Regions from separate parts of the Homo sapiens genome. Here region 1 is linked to region 2. The links are chromatin loops, found by intact Hi-C in ENCODE. Cell type or tissue: Calu3. All regions are shown on one strand. Links, peaks and the distances in the headings refer to the core of each region. The heading gives the core; the rest is flanking DNA.

Region 1 (9,455 bases), core at 961-8,960, 460 kb before region 2:
GCTTGGTATAGAGCTGGCATCTTTATGATCTTTGTTGGTTATATCATCTTTGTGGGTTTGGATCTTGTACTTTCCCTAATTCGTGCTCACTTCTCTTCTGGATCACTCTTTTATATGGTGGAACATGTTCTGAGAAAGGGTATAAGGAGGTAAAATTTTGAGACCTTGCCTGATGAAATATCTTTGTTGTCCTTTCATTCTTAATAGTTTGGTTACATAGATAATTCAAGTTAGGAAATTACTTCCCCTCAGAATATTGAGAGCCTTCCTCCACCACTTTCTAGTTTCCACTGTTCTTGTTGAGGGGTTCAAAGATATTATGATTCTTACTCTTTTGTAAGTAACTATTATTTTTTTCTTTCTATAAACTTCTAGGGAGCTTGTCTTGAATTCTCTGGATTTATATGACAATAGGTTTGTTGCATGTCTATTTTAATCTATTTGGTGGATATTCACTGAGCTCTTTCAATCTGAAAACTTCCTTCTCTTCTGAAAAACTTTTCTGGAATGAGTTCATTGATTTCCCTCCTCATCTCCCTTTTCTCTTTTGTTTGTTTGAGACGGAGTCTCACTCTGTCACCCAGGCTAGAGTACAGTGGCACAATCTTGGCTCACTGCAACCTCCGACTCCCGGGTTCAGGCGATTCTCATGCCTCAGTCTCCTGAGTAGCTGGGATTACAGGTGCATGCCACCACACCCGGCTAATTTTTGTATTTTTAGTAGAGACAAGGTTTCACCATGTTGGCCAGGCTGGTTTCAAACTCCTGACCTCAAGTGATCCACCCGCCTCGGCCTCCCAAAATGCTAGGGTTACAGGCGCGAGCCACGTGCCTGGCTCCCATTTTCTCTAAAATTCTTATGCCTTGATATTAGACTTCCTGGATTGATAGGTTAATTTATGTTTCCTCTCCCGAGTACATTCGAGACAAGCTTTTGAAAAATGTTGTCTTTCCCTGCATACTTCCCATTTTCTTTTCTTTTCCTTTTCCTCTATTTTTAATGTTAGAGGATTTCCTCAAGTACCCAGTAGTCATGGGTTTTCTGCTTATATTTAACACCTGGACACCAACAATTGATTCGAAGCTCATAACTGGATCTTTCAAATGTATACTTTGCTGTAGGATGCCTTGGGTGAGCCTTTTAGCTGAGGAAATTTGAGGTCAAAACCTGGTTGATTTCCCAAAAAGGTATCTCCAGTTCTTTTGCCCAGAGGGTAGACTGGTACCTGTGTTCTGTGGGTTAAGGGGAAAGGAGGACTGGGGACTATTAGCACCCAGTATACATACACTTCCTAATGCCTAGTTTCCCTTTCATACCTTTGATCTCAACTCCATCAGGTGTTTTGCAGACACAGGAACAGACATTTTACTCTTTCCAGAGAATAAACCAGTCTTTTATTGCAATAAAGGAGGAAAATATCCTACTGTAAGAAAAAATGGAAGGGTATCTTACTTGTCTTTTAATGCAGTTCCCATTTTCACTTTTGGAAGTACTGATAGGGCAATCCTCTCATTGAGAGATGAAGCTTCTGTTCTTCCTTCTGAATCTGAGTGAATTTGCTACCGATTTTTACCTGTAGAATACAGCAGATCTCATGTTAAGTGATATCAAAAACTAGGTCATAAAGGGCCAGGCAACTTCCATTTTTCTGGCTGGGAATACTCACTCTTGGTGTCCTGAATCATCATAGAAAAAGCTCAACTGCCTTGAACACCCTAGTTACTCTAGTCAACAATCCATGATGAACCTGTTTTTTTTCTAATCTAGCCCAGTCATTAGACTGTAAGTGGAGAAGTAATCCTTAAAGTAGTTTCACCAGCTGTCTTAATCTGTTTGGGCTATTTTAAGAAAAATATAGACTGGGTGCATTATAAACAACAGAAATTTATTTCTCACACTTCTGGAGACTAGGAAGTCCAACATCGAGGTGATGGCAGGTATAGTGTCTGATGAGGCCCCACTTTCTAGATCACAGATGGCCATCTTGTGTTTTTACCTATCAGAAGGAGGCAAACGGAGCTTTTGGGGCCATCTTTTATCAGACACTAATCCCTTTTATTAGGGCTCCACCCTCATGATCTAATAACTTCCCCAAAGTCATACCTCCAAATACTATCACACTGGGGAATAGGTTTTAGAATATGAATTTCTGGAGGGATGCTAACATTCAGCCTATTGCACCAGCCCTTGCTGTTCTAGCCCCCTGCCATTCATTTCAACCCCATTTTGCTCCTAGACATCATAACATAGAGAACAGCAACCCTCATTGTGCACTTTTTGAATTACCAATCTACAGAATTTGTGAACGTAATAAAATGGTTATTTTTTTTTAACACTACTAAGTTTTGGGATAGTTTGCTATGCAGCAATAGATAACCTGTACACCTGATAATGCTGATTCATGAGCCATTTAGGATTCTGATTCAAGTCAGGTTAGTTCTGGGATTTCTTCTCCACAGGCTTAAGATTGTTTATTCCAATCTGTTAGGTCCTTCGTTACTAGTAAAACTATGGTTTCTATAATCTCTTTTCCTGCATTCCCAGTTTTTCTACATGTAGGCCTTAGACAAATAAATCCCTTTCATTTCACATTCAAGGAATGCATAGTAGGTACATACATTCTAGCCACCTTTACCTGAAAGCCTATTGTTATTTGTAAACACCTAATCTTGTTCATATATCCTCCATTGAACTCCATATAGAATGATTATCATGAGGTGAGGTTTATTATGTTTTGTTAGTGGTGTTGAACACATCCGGGCTAAAGAAACTTTCCACATTCCTGGTGGGTATTGCTGCTGGTGATCCTGATATTCCTTTGTTTACTGCTGTGAATAGCCCAGGATTTCTTCATTTGAACTCTGTCTGATATTTAGAGATTTTTTTTTTTTGCCTCACAGAACTATTTTAATTTCTAAATAACCCACTGAAAAATGTAACCAATAACAATGTCATTGAAGTATGTGCCTCTGCAGCAACTCTTTTTCTATAAGAAGTTAAAACACCTCAAGTGGTGTACATATTGATTTCATTTTAGCAGTCGTGTAAAGCGAAAACTTGAAAGCAGTGTGGAGATGCCACCTCACCATTGTTTAGAACTTCCATGAGACCTTGTTTTCTTGGGTAAGTCTTAACACTTCAGCCTAATAGCTAAGCCCACTCATCAGATTTGACCTGAAATTGTATTTACTTCCTACTGGTCCAGTGGTGTCTTTTCAACAGTGCCTCGTGTAAGACAGTCTTTTGATCATCTTTTGAATCCAGCTCAAGTTTTATTTCTTCAAAGAAACCTTATACAGTGGAATGAAAAGAGAGCTGTACTCATCTCAGAAGAGCTACATTCATATACCAGCTCCTTCTCTAAAGTCTTGGTTCGTTTCCTCAGAAGTTTGCGGTAATTTGTTATAATCTCTAAATACAGTGTTCCTCATCTCTCCTCTATAAATGAAAATAATAATACTTTCTCAATGTTTTCCTGGGACTGTTAGAAAAGGTAACGATGTTAAAATATTTGTACACAATTGTAATGAGCTAATGAAAGCAATAAACCACAGGGACAATTACCAACAGCAATTGCCTAGAGTCTTGTACTTCACATATCTAATGCGTATCTGGCTCAATTTTATGTTTTCACCCTTGTTTTACTTTCTTCCTCAATGAATTTACATGAACATGCTTTATGTGTTTCTGGAAGAGTTTTGATTAAATACAAATATAAATTTAAAATAAATTAATGAAAGATGTTTAGCCTACATATTATGCTTTGAATTCTATTTATTAATATTTATGTTTCTAGACCATATCATGTTAGGTCATACATCATATGAGTATTATATTGCCAAATTAATTATGATCAACTGAAAGATAGGTAACTTGTATCATGTATTTTTTTGTGTCTTTCTTCCAAATCCAACTGGTTTCAGATGGGCAATAAGTGATTTCTAAATGCACACAGAATATATTTGGCAAAACAGTTTCCAGTACAATGCCAGGCAGGGATTTGGAGGAAAAAGCAAACAAACAAACAAACAAAAAAAGTAGTTTATCTTACAGATCTAGGATTTATGACATAATTTTATACCAACCAATGGCTTCCTCATTTGCATTTATGCAATTTTTCCAACCTTCCTACTAAAATATATTTTTTCCTAAATATATTCTGGTTTTGTACTCAAATATTTATTCTTACCCCTAATGACTCACTTTCAACTGGTTTTAAGTTGTCTGAAACATTTCCTTGTTTATTCCAAAACAACATTCAACACAACTACCTGATTTTGTCCGTATTTGTTTCATTAATCCTTGAACATTGGTATTGGTCTGTAATTTTAAAACAAAATTGTAGCTGGTAGAAGTTTGCAAATAAACCACAAAGTACTAGAGAAAGAGTGATCCTATGTCTCAGAAGAGTTAACACCTGGCCTTATTAACTTAATGATACAAATTATCTAGATAGCTTAAAGTAGACTATGGTGAATAATGCATCTATTGAAATTATATTTTACTGCACATTTTCCATGGAGCCAATTCACACAGTTGACATGAAATGCTTATATAATCTTTATTTGTAGAGAAAATAAACCTCTACAATCTAAATCATCACAGATTCTTAACACATGACGGGCACATTAGTTCGCCTTCTGTTGGGTAGCCCTAAAACTGTTTTCCTCTCACAAAATGTATTTTTTCTGTTCCAACATCCAGAATGGAAAGATTCAAACTTTCCTCAATGGAAAGCCTGTCTGGAAGAATATCTCCAGCAACTATGCGTCCTATGAATGGCCTTATCTACCCGTATTGTAGGAATCCATTTTCAGTATTCCCAGGCTTTTTGGCAATAGGTGATATGCAAATGAGAAGCACGAAATCATGGCAAACATCTATTATTAGTGCTCTGCTGCACCACTCATCTTCACTGTGCAGGCCTCTAGGCTTAAGTGAATAATAATCTAATTCAATTAAAAGTGCATCTAGAGAACCATGTAAATTTATACTTAGTGTTGATAACATGTTTTGTAGCTTTTAATATTTCCTCTTATGTACTATTCATAACCATCTTTGCAGTCTCTCTCTCTAAACAGTTTCCTGGTGTTTCTTACCCCAGCCATTCAATTTAAAATTTTAGCCAAAGTGTTTGTTTCATGTTTGTAGTATTGAAAGTGAATAAAACAAATGACACACCTACCTTGTTACACAGATTAAATATAAGCTTCTTCCAGAACAATCCTTTTGCGAGATTAATATCTCATTAGTGAGTGGTATGAATATCTATCAATATTTAACAGAAAAGATTCTGACTTTGAATTCTATTCACCAATAATTAACACCCATACTGATGTTGTAAACGAAAGGATTTTGCATTCATTTTGTTGGCAGAATGATTTGAGACCAAGGAGGAAATGCCATTTGACAACCTCTGCACATTCTTCATTCTAGGGAGAAATGCATTCTGCTGGCTGTCCAATCAATTATGCAGACAAAATGAATTTCATCATAATTCTGTCAACAAAATGCTAACTTGGTTAAATTATTCTCTCCACAAAATGAATTAACTTAAAAATCCTTTTGTCCACAAAATAGATTTAAGCATTTAGTGAAGCCTTGTAAATACTATTGTCTGTTAGTTTAGTATGTGTAATGCAAATATGTGGATTGCCTATGTCAGCATACTTAGTTCTTCAGAGGTTATGGACTTGTCTGGTGCAGCTTCCCTTTTTCATTTACAGTCAAGTGGAGAGCAAGGTCGATTATCTAGAGAACAGTGTTTGGTAGATAAATGTGGCATTGTCCAAAAGTACTGTAAGTTAGATCCATTTGAACATCATGCACTTTTATAAAGTATAATTTAATAGGCTTGCCATCTAAATCTTTAATTAACGGCTTCAAATTCAACAAGTCATTTTCGAGATAATTTTTTGTAAAGAAGAGACTGTTGACAAGTTGCTGCCAAAGGAAAACTCTTTAAACATACACTGTATCATTTAAAAAGTATCCATGACCACCTTCTAGAATATTATTCTCCTATTTGATCATATTAGTGTTTTTAAATAAATGACTTGGTAAATGCATGAATGGTGAATTATGTAATAATCTAAAAAAATTAATTGGACCAAGCTTAGCTTACTTCATAACATCCTTTTCAAAGGATTGTTCAACAACCTGATATCCAGAAACATACTATTTGATATTCACTTATTGACTTTACTTGTTTATTAAAATATGAAATAGTAGTTTAAGAGTAATATTTTTCCTTTTGATTCCTATATTTATTCAATCCTGTAGACTGGCATGTGTCACCAAACCTAAATCCAACTAGAACAGAGAGTTTTTAAAGTATTAAATATCATCTTTTCTTTCTATACTTTATTGGCTTTATTTAATAGGCTTGCCTATTAAATATTAACTTCTCTTATACTATTAACTTCTCTTATTCCAGTAGTTGTCAAATTATTTCATGTGAAAAATGATCATGTTTCATATCACACCTTTACAGGATTTTTTTTTGTTCAACTGGAATAGAATAGGCAGAAAAAGAGAGTTAATAGGAAATTAATTAGATAGCTTTTGTAGAAAATGTTTATGATCTAGAAGCATAAAGTTTAGGGGAATTCCAGTAATGGTAACAATATGAAAAAGAGGTGCCTTTCCAAAACATTGCCTAAAAACCAATAAATATATATTGTTGGGGTTTAAAAAATTAAAATGTTGTGACAATTCTGTATCACTTTAAAAAAATAATGTCTTGAACATACACGTGCATGTATCCTTTTGGTAGAATGACTGATTTTCCTTTGCGCATATACCCAGTAATGGGATTCTTGGGTCTAATTGTAGTTCAACTCTTAGTTCTTTGGGAAATCTCCAAACTGTTCTCCATAGTGGATAGACTAATATACAGTCCCACCAATAATGTATATGTATTCCTTTTCCTCTGCAGCCTCACCAACATCTGCTATTTTCTGACTTTTTAACAAAAGCCATTCTGACTGGTGTGAGATGGTATCTCATTGTGGTTTTGATTTGCATTTCTCTAATGATTAGTAATGATGAGTATTTTTCATATATTCACTGACTGTGTGTATTATCCTATTTTGGAAGTGTCATTCCATGTCCTTGCCTACTTTTTAATGGGGTTGTTTTTTGCTTGTTGATTTAAGTCTCTTATAGATTCTGGATATTAGGCCTTTGTTGGATGCATAGTATGCAAATATTTTCTCCCATTCAATAGGTTGTCTATTTCCTTGATAGTTTCTCTTGCTGTGCAGAAGCTCTTTAATTAGACCTCACTTTCAATTTTTGTTTCTGTTACAATTGCTTTTGAGGACTTGGCCATAAATTCTTTTTCAAGTCCAATATTGAGAAGGATATGTCCTGGGTTTTCTTCTAGCACTATCCACAATAACAGAAACATGGAATAAAACCAGGTGCCCATCAACAGTTGATATGGTTTGGCTGTGTTCCTGCCCAAATCTCATCTTGAATTGTAGATCCTATGATCCCCATATGTCATGGGAGGGACCCAGTGGGAGGTAATTTAATCATGGGGGCGGTTACCCTCATGCTGTTCTCAGGATAGTGAGTGAGTTCTTATGAGATCTGATGGTTTTATAAGGGGCTTTTTCCCCTTTTGCTTGGCACTTCTCCTCCCACCATGTGAAGAAAGACATGTTTCCTTCCCCTTCTGCTACAATTATAAGTTTCGTAAGGCCTCCCCAGCCATGTGGAACTGTGAGTCAATTATACCTCTTTATAAATTACCCAGTCTTGAGCAGTTCTTGTAGCAACATGAAAACAAACTAATACAACAGTGGACTAGATAAAGAAAATATGGTATATATACACCATGGAATACTACACAGCTACAAAAAAGAATGAAATCATGTCCTGGAGGCCATTATCTTAAATGAAAGAATGCAGAAACAGAAAACCATATATCGAATGTCATCACTTATAAGTAGGAGCTCAACATTAAGTACACATGGACATAAAGATGGGAACAGTAGACACTGAGGACTACTAGAGGTGAAAGAAATGGAAGGGCAAAGGGCTGAAAAATCACCTACTGGCTACTATGCTCCCTAAAAGGGTGATGGGTTCAGTCATACCCCAAACCTCATCATCATTCAATATACCTTTGTAATAAACCTGCCCATGTACTGCCTGATTCTAAAAAGTTGAAAAAGAAAAATAACAACAATAACAAACAATGTCTCCAATGGTTTTACTGTCAGAGTGAAATAAACATATCAATAAATGTAGAGATCAGCAGATTTTCTTTCTGGATACGAAAAAGATGCAATAAAACCATTTAAGTGTATATGTGAACTGAATTTTACCACTGGGTTTAGACTTGAAATAAAATGAAAATCAATAATAAAGTTCAGAATTATTTTTTCTTTTTGTGTAGTTTTGTTTCTAATAACTCCATTGCTATATTCCTAACATGAGAGCAGAGACTGGCGGCACTTAGCAGATTTTCAACAATCATTTGTTGAATGATCAAATGAACAATCATAAATTCTCCTTCTCTGAAAGTACACCATATTTCCTGTAACTTAACCGAGATATACAACATTTCGCTTTCTCCCTAAAAATGTTAATCTTCTGTCATAAATAACAGCAATGGGTGAAGAAAAGCAGCAAGTAAAAAACATTGCTAGACTCGTCTACTTTTGACAACAGAGGCAAAATTCTCATTTGCAGAAATAAAAACTAGAGTTCTAATGACATTTGCTCCTGTTTGGGCCAAATATATGCATAAGAATTGGGTTCCCTTCTTTTTCCATAAGACCATTTTCTATTCTGTTATATATGGAAGACACAAACTTTAAAAACTATTGTATTTAAGAGAGTCCAGATAATATAATCCAAGCCATACTACTAATAATAACAAAGTTAAGGACAGCGGTGACTAAAAATGGGACAGTTAAGTCCTATGAAATACTTCAAAATTTCTAGAAAAAAGAATGACTAGCTGGAAGCTTGTAGATGACTAAATGCACATGGATTATCATTCTCAAATTTTGAATACTTGAAAACATTGTAATCCAATACTATTATCATGAGTCTCAAAATCTCTGCTACAGTGACATTTTCTTTTACAATTTTATAGTCACAAATTAAGACTGGCATATATATACATCTATTTATATATGTATGTATATATTTGTTTATACATATGCCTATATTTACCTACATATATTTGCATAATTCTATATCTAAGTCCTGTTTTATTTTAGGATATAAACGAAATTATATATATATTATTGACATCATATATCACATATATATCACAAAGACAGCACTAATGATTAAACGTTGGTCACATGGTCCATAGGCTGATTCAAAACACATTATATACAATGCATAGTATTTATTAATTATGTTAATTTTCTACTATAGATGTTTGGCAATATAAAAATGATAATAGCAATTATCTCTGCTTCCTTTTTAT
Region 2 (9,455 bases), core at 412-8,411:
TTCCTCTCTCCAGGCAGGAGATCTTTACATGACCAAAATTGAATCTATGCACTAATGGAAAAAAGAACTATAGGTGAGATTTTTATAATTTCTTACAGATCGGAGTAAGGATATTTTTCTTTTGGTATTTATTAAAATACTACATGGGAAGAGCACAATATGTGAAAGCGTCGGCATTGGGAGAGTGAGTATGGGAAAAATAGACTAAAATATCAATAGCTTAGCAGTGAAAGCTAATGGACAGAGATTATGCACATGTTGTGGTTCCACTAAAAATTTATATAGACTTCATTTTCCTCAAACTCCTTGCAGGGTGATCTGACAATGTGAAGTTAAAAGACCTTTGGTGACCATTAAACATCTAAATTCCAAAGCATACACATAACAAGTATTCGAATCCTACATGACACAACTTATATCGTACTGAGTAAAAAGAAACTTCTCAAATCCTAAAGAAATCCACTGTAAATATGTTATCACCCTAGGTCAGTTAATGCTACTACACCAGCCTATAAATTTGGGGAACTGCCTAGAACAGTCAGCTTCCCTACCATGCCCTTGGGTAGCAATAAGCAGTTTAAGTGGAAAAGGAGAAAGTCAGTGAGCGTAAACAGGAAAGAGATCTTTTTTTGGCTGAAGCTGTCTAAATAATGGTTATTACCTAAGCTGGTAAGAATAGATATTGCTTCAGAAGTCTTGTGAGGGTTGCCATTGCTACTATATTCAGGTATTAGAGACAGCATACTGAGTTCTGAGGGGGCAAGCACTCAAAGCTAGGATGCTGAGTTGATTATTCTGATACCTGTTGATATAGTTTTTATGTTTGTCCCTGCCCAAATCTCAGATTGATATTTAATCCCCAGTGTTGGAGATGGGGACTGGTGGGAGGTGACTGGATAATGGGAGCAGATTTCTCATGAATGATGTAGCACCAACCCCCTGGTGCTCTCCTGGCAATAGTGAGTGAATTCTTGCATAATCTGGTTGTCTGAAAGTATGTGGCACCTCCCCCACCGACTCCCTCTCTCTGGCTGGCTCCTGCTTTTTCCATAGGACACGGCTGCTTTCCTTTTGCCTTCCGCCATGATTGTAAGATTTCTGAGGCCTCCCTAGAAGCCAAGCAGATGCTAGCACCACACTTCCTGTGAAGTTTACAGAACTGTGAGCCAATTAAACCTCTTCATAAACTACCCAGTCTCAGATATTTCTTCATAGCAATGCAAGAATGGCCTAATACACCTATCCCTCTTGTCTCATCACCCTGCAGAAAGATGAGACTTCATACGTAATCATGAACATGAAACATGTTTATCTCTCCCCTTCAAAGAGAAGGGTTTCTGATTATAATTTCTACTATCTCACAGGCATGGAAAACTCATCAGTTATTTCCATAATATCTACCTAGTTACAATCATTGTTTTGTTTTCCCCATCTCAGTCTGTGAATATTTATATATACTAAATATGTGAGTATATCTTTTTTAATAATTTCCATTGTATTTTATCTTAAAATATATTGTTTGAAGCTATTGCATAAATAAGCACATTTATTGTTTACATTTCAAACATAAACTATGTTCTTGTTTTTATATTTCTTTTTTTATATTATACTTTAAGTTCTGGGATACATGTACAGAACATGCAGGCTTGTTACATAGGTATACACGTGCCATGGTGATTTGTTGCACCCATCAACCCGTCATCTACATTAGGTATTTTTCCTAATGCTATCCCTCCCTTAGCCCCCCACCCCCCAACAGGCCCCGGTGTGTGATGTTCCCCTCCCTGTGTCCATGCGTGGGTATAGTCTATTTGGGACTCAAATTCTGAACTTCATTTCAGATGACTATATGTAAACACAAGTCAGAGACTGACCATCAATTTAATGATATGCTCATCCTCTGCTATTAAATGTGTTTATCGGACTTTAGAACTCGAGATTGATTAACAACTGTAGAGTAGGAATTTTTATTCATTAGCATAAGGGAAAGCTATTTATCTTTTAATAAGAATAGCATTTGCATCGTAGCTATCAATTGCTTCCTTTAAAAAATAGGTCTGATATTAAAATAAGTGATGCATCATAAAGGAAATTAAGAAATGATACATTGCAAAATATAAAAGCAAATAAAAATTGTGAGTCTGAAAATGAATCTTTAAATATTTAACTATCATATCTACATATCTAAAATCATAATATATAATACATATCTAAAATCATAAAGTAACCTTTATTACAACAAGTAGCATTTTTATTTTCAGGGGAAAAGAGGAAAAATTTTCTTGGGCCCTCACAATATGTCAGATGTCATTTATACTTATATAAATTAAGCTTCACAAAAAAACTAGAAGCAGAGATTAAGAGAAAGAACATGAATCTGGAGAAATGAAAGAGGTGATGTACGTCTGATTCTACAGTGGGGAGGACTGCGCACCAATCTCTGGCTCCATAGTCTGCTCCTTCCAATGCACAAGGGTGGAACCAGAAAACCCACGTCTAGCATTCTATATTTTTTCTCTTAATTTACTTCTCTTTTCCCAAGTGAGAGCCCCACTGCCTGTCTTCTCAAGGATCTCTATGAAAAGTACAAAGGGAGTGCGGTACATTGGCAGCAGAGATAGATGTTGAGGCAGGAGAATTTTGGAGTTCTCTGAACGCACACCAAATAAATCGCTAGCTCCTAGGCCTACAGCTAAAGACAGCCATTCTAACACAGAAGCAGTTGAGATCTTCAAAGTAAACCATAAATAAATACAAATGAAAAAGAACAACTAATCTTCTCAGCCTCTCTCCAAACTCGCAATATGTAAGTCAGCTATAGGTCATTAATAGGGAGCTCTTGTTACTGTTGGAGCAGTACGTACCTTGATGACTAAGCCTCCCTGGATATTGAGGGGCCGAGAAAAAGCAGAGGACTCAGACCCAGACTAATGGTGAGTATAATTAAAATAGGGCAAGGAAACTCAAGGCCTTACATACTTAACATTCATTCCATCAGCTGTCGTATTCTTTCAACTTCAGACCCCTATGTGCCACAAAATGATGGAGACAGGTAGCTTTAGTGGCCATCTATTCTTGTTATTTATCTAATACCGCTAAATAACAATCATTATCAAATTGCTATGCGTGCATCAATGACACTTCAAAAAGAAAGGAATTAAACCATAAAGTGACACTCAGATAATGAGTTCAGGGTTTAGGTTTGCTAACGCCGTGGATCATCTGTGAGTTCCACTTCAGGTTTACTTTAGCTTTTGCTATATAATAGACACTTCAACCTCCCTGGATCAAAAACAAATTTATACAGTAGAGATGATTTTAAGTGTAAGTTTTTGAAATTTTTGAAATGATATAAAGCTTTACATAAAGAGTTTTAAATGTAGATCATTATGAACAATAGAAAATATCCCTATTTACAAATATATTTATGCCAGAAAATGGAGATTGAAAATGTCAAATTGTCGGCAAATAAATGCAACAGAATGTGGAAGTCAGAAAAATATTATAAATGATCTGTAACAGTGTGTTGTTTTAATCCTCCAAGGACCTTTTTCACTATCAATATACCCTTATTTATGCTTAGTTAGAATCTCAACCTGCCTTCTGGTTGTAACGAAAACTATTCAATTAAAACATTGAATTTGTCCAAAAATCAGAACGTATGTCAAGTGGAAATTTAAATCACAATAACATCTGCTATTTTCCACCCCAGGTCTTTTCCACTGCTGTGACTGGCATACTATAAGTTTCTAGCACCCCCATGTGGCTTAATTGGAGTGGTTTCATAGGCATTTGAAATCAGTTGCCTGAAACTGAGAACAGTAGAACAGACTATAATTTTACACAGAAGTTCTGCTGGCATCATAAACCAAGAAAGGGAAACTTAAGTCAGCAAAATTATAAGATAAATGTATAGGTTCAATTCCTAAATTATTTGCTGTCTACTGTTCATTTTATGTGATCACTAGAAAGGATGATTTACAAGCAACTATAGCTGGTTTCATCTTTGTCAGATAGAATTCCTCAGTTTTCAAAACCAAGCATTTGACATGGGCAATAATTAAATAGATGAAAAAGAACCTAATTTTTCTCAAAAAGAAAAGCAAGTGTTTTATTACCTAGTTTGTACACATATTGATCAGGCAAATACAGTAACCCAAGTATATGTTGCAATTGCTAAATAGTTGAGCAATCCAGGTTTTGAGATTTTCCACTGTCCTCAAAGATATTTTAAGTGATTAAAGTATCTACATTTTGTCAAATCATTTGAGAACAATTTTTATACAAACAAAATTTTTCCTTCTCTAAACACATCCCTAGTTTGCAGGTAAGACGTCTTTCCAATAGTAGTGTATTTCAGAGTGCTTTCAGAGGGAAGAAGTTCAAGAGGACTATATTGTCTTTCTTAATCTGCTAATAAATGCTCCTCTTATTGAAGATAGATGTTTAAAACTGATCCATGCTTTCATCAGCCTAAGGTGCCCCAGCAGTTTCCCATGAAAAATTTAAAAGTAGATTTTAAGGACTACATTATCAAAATATTCTCAACATAAAATGAAGTTTAAAAATAATTGGCCATGATGGAGATAAAAATGTAAATTAGTCAGAGGTGAAGAGTCTGTTAAGAGAAACCTGAATGTGGCTTAATTGTATGCTGAACTGAATGTCCCAATTTAAAAACAGTAGAGCGCAAAAGGAATGCATTTTCTCCTCAATATACAGCAATGTATAGATTGATATTAAAAGGGGAAAACAGACTTCAGAATGTAGAGGAAAATTTATAGAAAACAAATATTCATTTAATTGATTAATAAAATTTAAATCTAGATAATACTTCATAATTAAATAATACACGTTCATCAATGTATACCAATTTTGTGCATTCAAAAGACCTTATTACTATGTCTGATGACAAGGGTGGGAATAGAAGATGATTAAAAAGATTAATGGATACATTTCTAAAGGTAAACATCTAAAAAAAAAAAAACCTGCCATTTGTCTTCTGGCTACGGGTACTATTTTCCAACAATGGCACTATCTACCTCATTGAATCACAATGTAGACCAAATGCTTAAGAGTAGGAAGAAGACTCTTTAAAAATTGCACTGAAGGTGTCTGGCATGAATGAGAGCAGCACTGCCTTACCTGTTGAGGCCTTTCAGTGTCTTTTCCATGTTTAAAATATCACGCATCTTATACAAAAACCACTTGTCAATGTATGTGAGCTTCTCAATCTCATCAAGGGACATGTTGTCATCAATGGCCTGCCAAGAGGAGAAGAGATACTTTCTTTGGCAAACATTTTTCTAAATGTCTTATTTGGTTTAAAATACATAGCAGTCATGCCTCTGTGTGTTATTTAGAGAGCCCGAGACTGTAGACTGAGTTACAAAACATGAAACTGACATCACTGACATTCCTTCCAATAAACATAAAGATGGTGCCAACTATATCCACAAATGGCATACAGAGTAGGTGCTTGCCTTGAGTGGTGTGTTCTCAGAAAAATCTCCTAACAGGTTTTGACTCGCTCCTCTTTATTTGATTGTGTTACCCATTATACCCTAAATTTGGTACATCTCTTTGGAATTAAAGAAAGTCTCTTGAAACTACAGTTAAGCCAAATTGGTAAGAAAATCTAGAATTAATATAATGATCTCTTAACTTGTAGTGTTGATAGTTATCTTGTAGGAGATAGCATATTTTTATCACCTCACTCCACATTCACACAAACATACAATAGTCAGTGAGAATTTATGGGTCGGATCTGGCTTGGCTTTATTCCTCCAGAATATTTCCTCACAGAGGACTTCAAATAAAAAATTGTTTTGAATCAGTCACTATGATTTTTGTGCTAAGGCAGGCATTTTTTAAAATCCTAATATATTCCAAAACAATGTAGTAATAACTTCTGTTCTGATAGGCAGCTCAGCCTCTTCCTCAAGCTTACTTTATCAATTTCTCAAAAGTAAAACTACAACTATGGGTCATTAAGCTGAGTAGAAAATTTAACTGAAAAAAGAGATAAACTCTCAAAACCAAAATCTTTATACAAAAAGATGTCTACTCTTATTCTTGTATGTGTGTATGTGTACGTGTATATACCCTGTGAAAAATCTGAAAATATTCCAGAACAACATATTTTAGAATAACACACTGCGTTTTTAAGACCCATTAAGAAATATATGCAACTAGTAACTCTGCTGGTATATTTCAGCCCAGGGAGCTTACTTTTCTTAAAGCTTTTACATAATGATAGTATCAGAGAGACCATGATTATAATTGTTGAGATATGGCATGGCTCATAATTTTGTTGACTAGAGTAAGATGACATTTAACAGAAATACTCAAAGCCATGTTCATTTCCTAGTCAATGTATGTTTCTTTTGTTTAATTCTCCCTGTAATTACAGTCAGGTTCCCAAAGACTTAATATTCTGTCTTACTTTCTAAGTGATTAAAGGCACAATTAGCTGTCGGCCATCTACACTGTGAGGTGGAGAGAACCTTAAGTTACTGAAACTTTTAAGAGATCAAAGGAGGTTTTCACACAAGCACATACAGTGAGGGAGGGCCTAGAATCCTGTAGTCATTTCACTGGAAGGAAGGAAAGGACTACAGTCAAATCCATGATTTCTTTCTTTTATATATATATATATACTTTAAGTTCTGGGATACATGTGCAGGACGTGCAGGTTTGTTACATAGGTATACACGGGCCATGATGGTTTGCTGCACCCATCAACCTGTCATCTACATTAGGTATTTCTCCTAGTGCTATGCATCCCCTACCTCCCCACCCCCCGACAGGCCCCGGTGTGAAATGTTCCCCTCCCTGTGCTCATATGTTCTCATTGTTCCACTCCCACTTATGAGTGAGAACATGTGGTACTTGGTTTTCTGTTCCTGTGTTAGTTTGCTGAGAATGATGGTTTCCAGCTTCATCCATGTCCCTGCAAAGGACATGAATTCATCCTTTTTTATGGCTGCATAGTATTCCATGGTGTATATGTGCCACATTTAAAAGCTCATCATCACTGGTCATTAGAGAAATGCAAATCAAAACCACAATGAGATACCATCTCATGCTAGTTAGAATGGCTGTCATTAAAAATTCAGGAAACAACAGATCCTGGAGAGGATGCTGAGAAATAGGAATACTTTTACACAGCTGGTGGGAGTGTAAATTAGTTCAACCACTGTGAAAGACAGTGTGGCATTTCCTCAAGGATCTAGATCCAGAAATACCATTTGACCCAGCAATCCCATTACTGGGTATATACCCAAAGGATTATAAATCATTCTACTATAGAGACACATGCACACGTATGTTTATTGCAGCACTATTCGTAATACCAAAGACTTGGAACCAACCCAAACGCCCATCAATGATAGACTGGATAAAAAAAAAAATCCATGATTTCTCAACAGCAAGCAAGATCCTGCCAGTCTTAAGACCTCATCTCCAAGCACTGCAGCTTTGCTATGTAACATCACTGTAATGAAGTCTATAATGACCCCCAAACAAGTTTGAGGTTACTTTAATGTTCCAAAAATCAAAAATAATGCCCCGCATTCTCCCCAAATCAAAAGAGGTGATGATCCAGTCATCCTGAAATAAGACTGCTGTAAAAATCAGACCTCAGAGCAAGTTGCTCTTTCTAAGACTCATGAAAGCAAGCAAAGATTTACACACTCCCTTCATTCTTTTTCCCCTTCAGCCCTCCACCGTCCTTACACTCTCTGTCAAAATCACCAAGTTCCCGGCTGCTGTTGAAATGAACAGTAATGATGACCTCTAACAAACAGAAATCAGTTCCTTCTCCCAGCACTCGAGCAGGCAATAATTTACACGCAGCCCCTGCACTTCTTGCTCATACATAGGGTACCCTGTGAAAGAAAGAACCTCCACACATTTTTCCCAGATTCTCATCTTTTATAAGTCTGTTAGAAAAGAATGAGAGATTTGCTTGAGTTTTACAGCTTAGCTGGGAACTTGGAAATGCTTGCCTTTTTCATCTCCTTCAAAGTGGCAGAAACATGATTGCTAGACTTAAGGAAAAAATCTATTTACTGTCCTTTGCCTGAGAAAAAAATTTTATATATATATATACACACACACACACACATATGAATGTCATGAGCTGCTTCTTAAATAAAAGACTGAAATAGGGATAATAAATGATGAAGGTGAAATGGCTTTCTAAAATAACTTCTTATCACTGCTATCCCACCCGCCACCGCCAGAGAAAAATTCTAATTACCTTGAAACTCAACATGGGAAAATGTCCATCAAGAGATAATAGCAACTCCCAGAATTTCAGTAGGGCTTAAATATTTTCCATTTAGAAACCATAAGAGCGAGGAGAATATACATTGGATGCAATTAAGGAAATATCCCTTCCTCTCCTTCAGGTCTCTTAAGGACTCAAAATATGGACATAAAAGTTGCGATGAGTTCAAAATCACTAACAACATTTTTCTGTTTCTACACAGGCAAATTACAAAGACGGGAATCCTTTTAAAGAGAAAGTTCATGTTTTCACCGACTCATCCCACATGCACACACATACACACACACAAACATAAAATGGTCAGTAGAGCTTTGTAGAACCAGTGCGGTTTGATACTGTTGGAGGATTAACGCTTGTGCTTCCTTAAATGTCAAAAAGCCTTTCAGGGATTTCTGACCAGACAGATTCCAGCTGCCCAAGTCACCTTTTATAAAATCAGATGAGCTGAAACTTCAAAACTCTAAGCACAGTAAATATAAAAGTAGATTAACATGGCATTTAATTTGCATGAGAAGCAAGTAGTGGAGGGAAGTGAGAAATGTAGGGCCTTTTTTCCTGAAAGTAAGACCAATAAAATAATTACATGGAAAACCCTATAATCATGTGGGCCTTTATAGTCTGTTGCTGTTTTTTAAACACAGAAAGAGAAGCAAATAAATTAAGATTATTCTAGACTCAAGTGGCACATACTAAGGGACATTATTGTATGCACCTTCCTTTCTACAATACAATTTTACACATTCAAGGAACATGTAATAAAGTTAATAGTAAAGGACAAGTCAATATAGTCAAATCTACTTGAGTATTAGTACTAAGTATACTTAAAAAGGGGGACATTTTATCTATTTAATCATCCTTTAAAACTGCAATTTGCCCTTAAATCCAGGCTTAAAGTCAAATAAAAATGATAATTTATCATTAATTGTAAAAGACTCTAATGAAATCTATAGATGTTTCCAGTTTAATACTATAAAAGAATTAAAAATTTTCCAAAAATCCCTGATTTAAAACCACTTTGTGATTCAGTTTTATTTTAATGTCCAGACTGACTACATTCTGGAAAAGCAACTAGTAGCTGTGGGCCCCTTGTAACATCTTACCTTGGCAATGGCATAGATACGCGTGCTGCTTGGTTCAGACAACTCTTTTCTAAGATCTAAAT

The links. A loop is a pair of places that touch in the nucleus more often than their neighbours do. Peaks named below come from ENCODE experiments on the same cell type or tissue, not always from the same donor. Only the 100,000 strongest peaks of a DNase experiment are listed, where the experiment ranks them.
Region 1: a loop joins it to region 2, with 3 times the contacts of the local background. A loop is called at or near these places in 4 of 110 quality-filtered maps.

Annotation. Positions count from the first base shown.
Region 1 is chr2:211,073,608-211,083,062 of GRCh38, reverse strand. LOC107985978 (a long non-coding RNA gene) reads right to left here. Exons shown (of 4, transcript XR_001739867.1): 3 at 1,454-1,574. Among named protein-coding and RNA genes, the nearest start is that of CPS1-IT1, 460 kb to the right of the region's middle. In Calu3, for the core only: no CTCF peak of the experiment used is centred there; no DNase peak of the experiment used is centred there.
Region 2 is chr2:210,612,232-210,621,686 of GRCh38, reverse strand. It overlaps CPS1 (carbamoyl-phosphate synthase 1), which reads right to left. Exons shown (of 38, transcript NM_001875.5): 20 at 9,394-9,455; 21 at 5,146-5,264. It overlaps CPS1-IT1 (CPS1 intronic transcript 1), which reads right to left and starts at 4,116. Exons shown (of 1, transcript NR_002763.2): 1 at 1,811-4,116. In Calu3, for the core only: a CTCF peak has its summit at 3,768 (motif pointing left); a DNase peak (open chromatin) is centred at 3,746.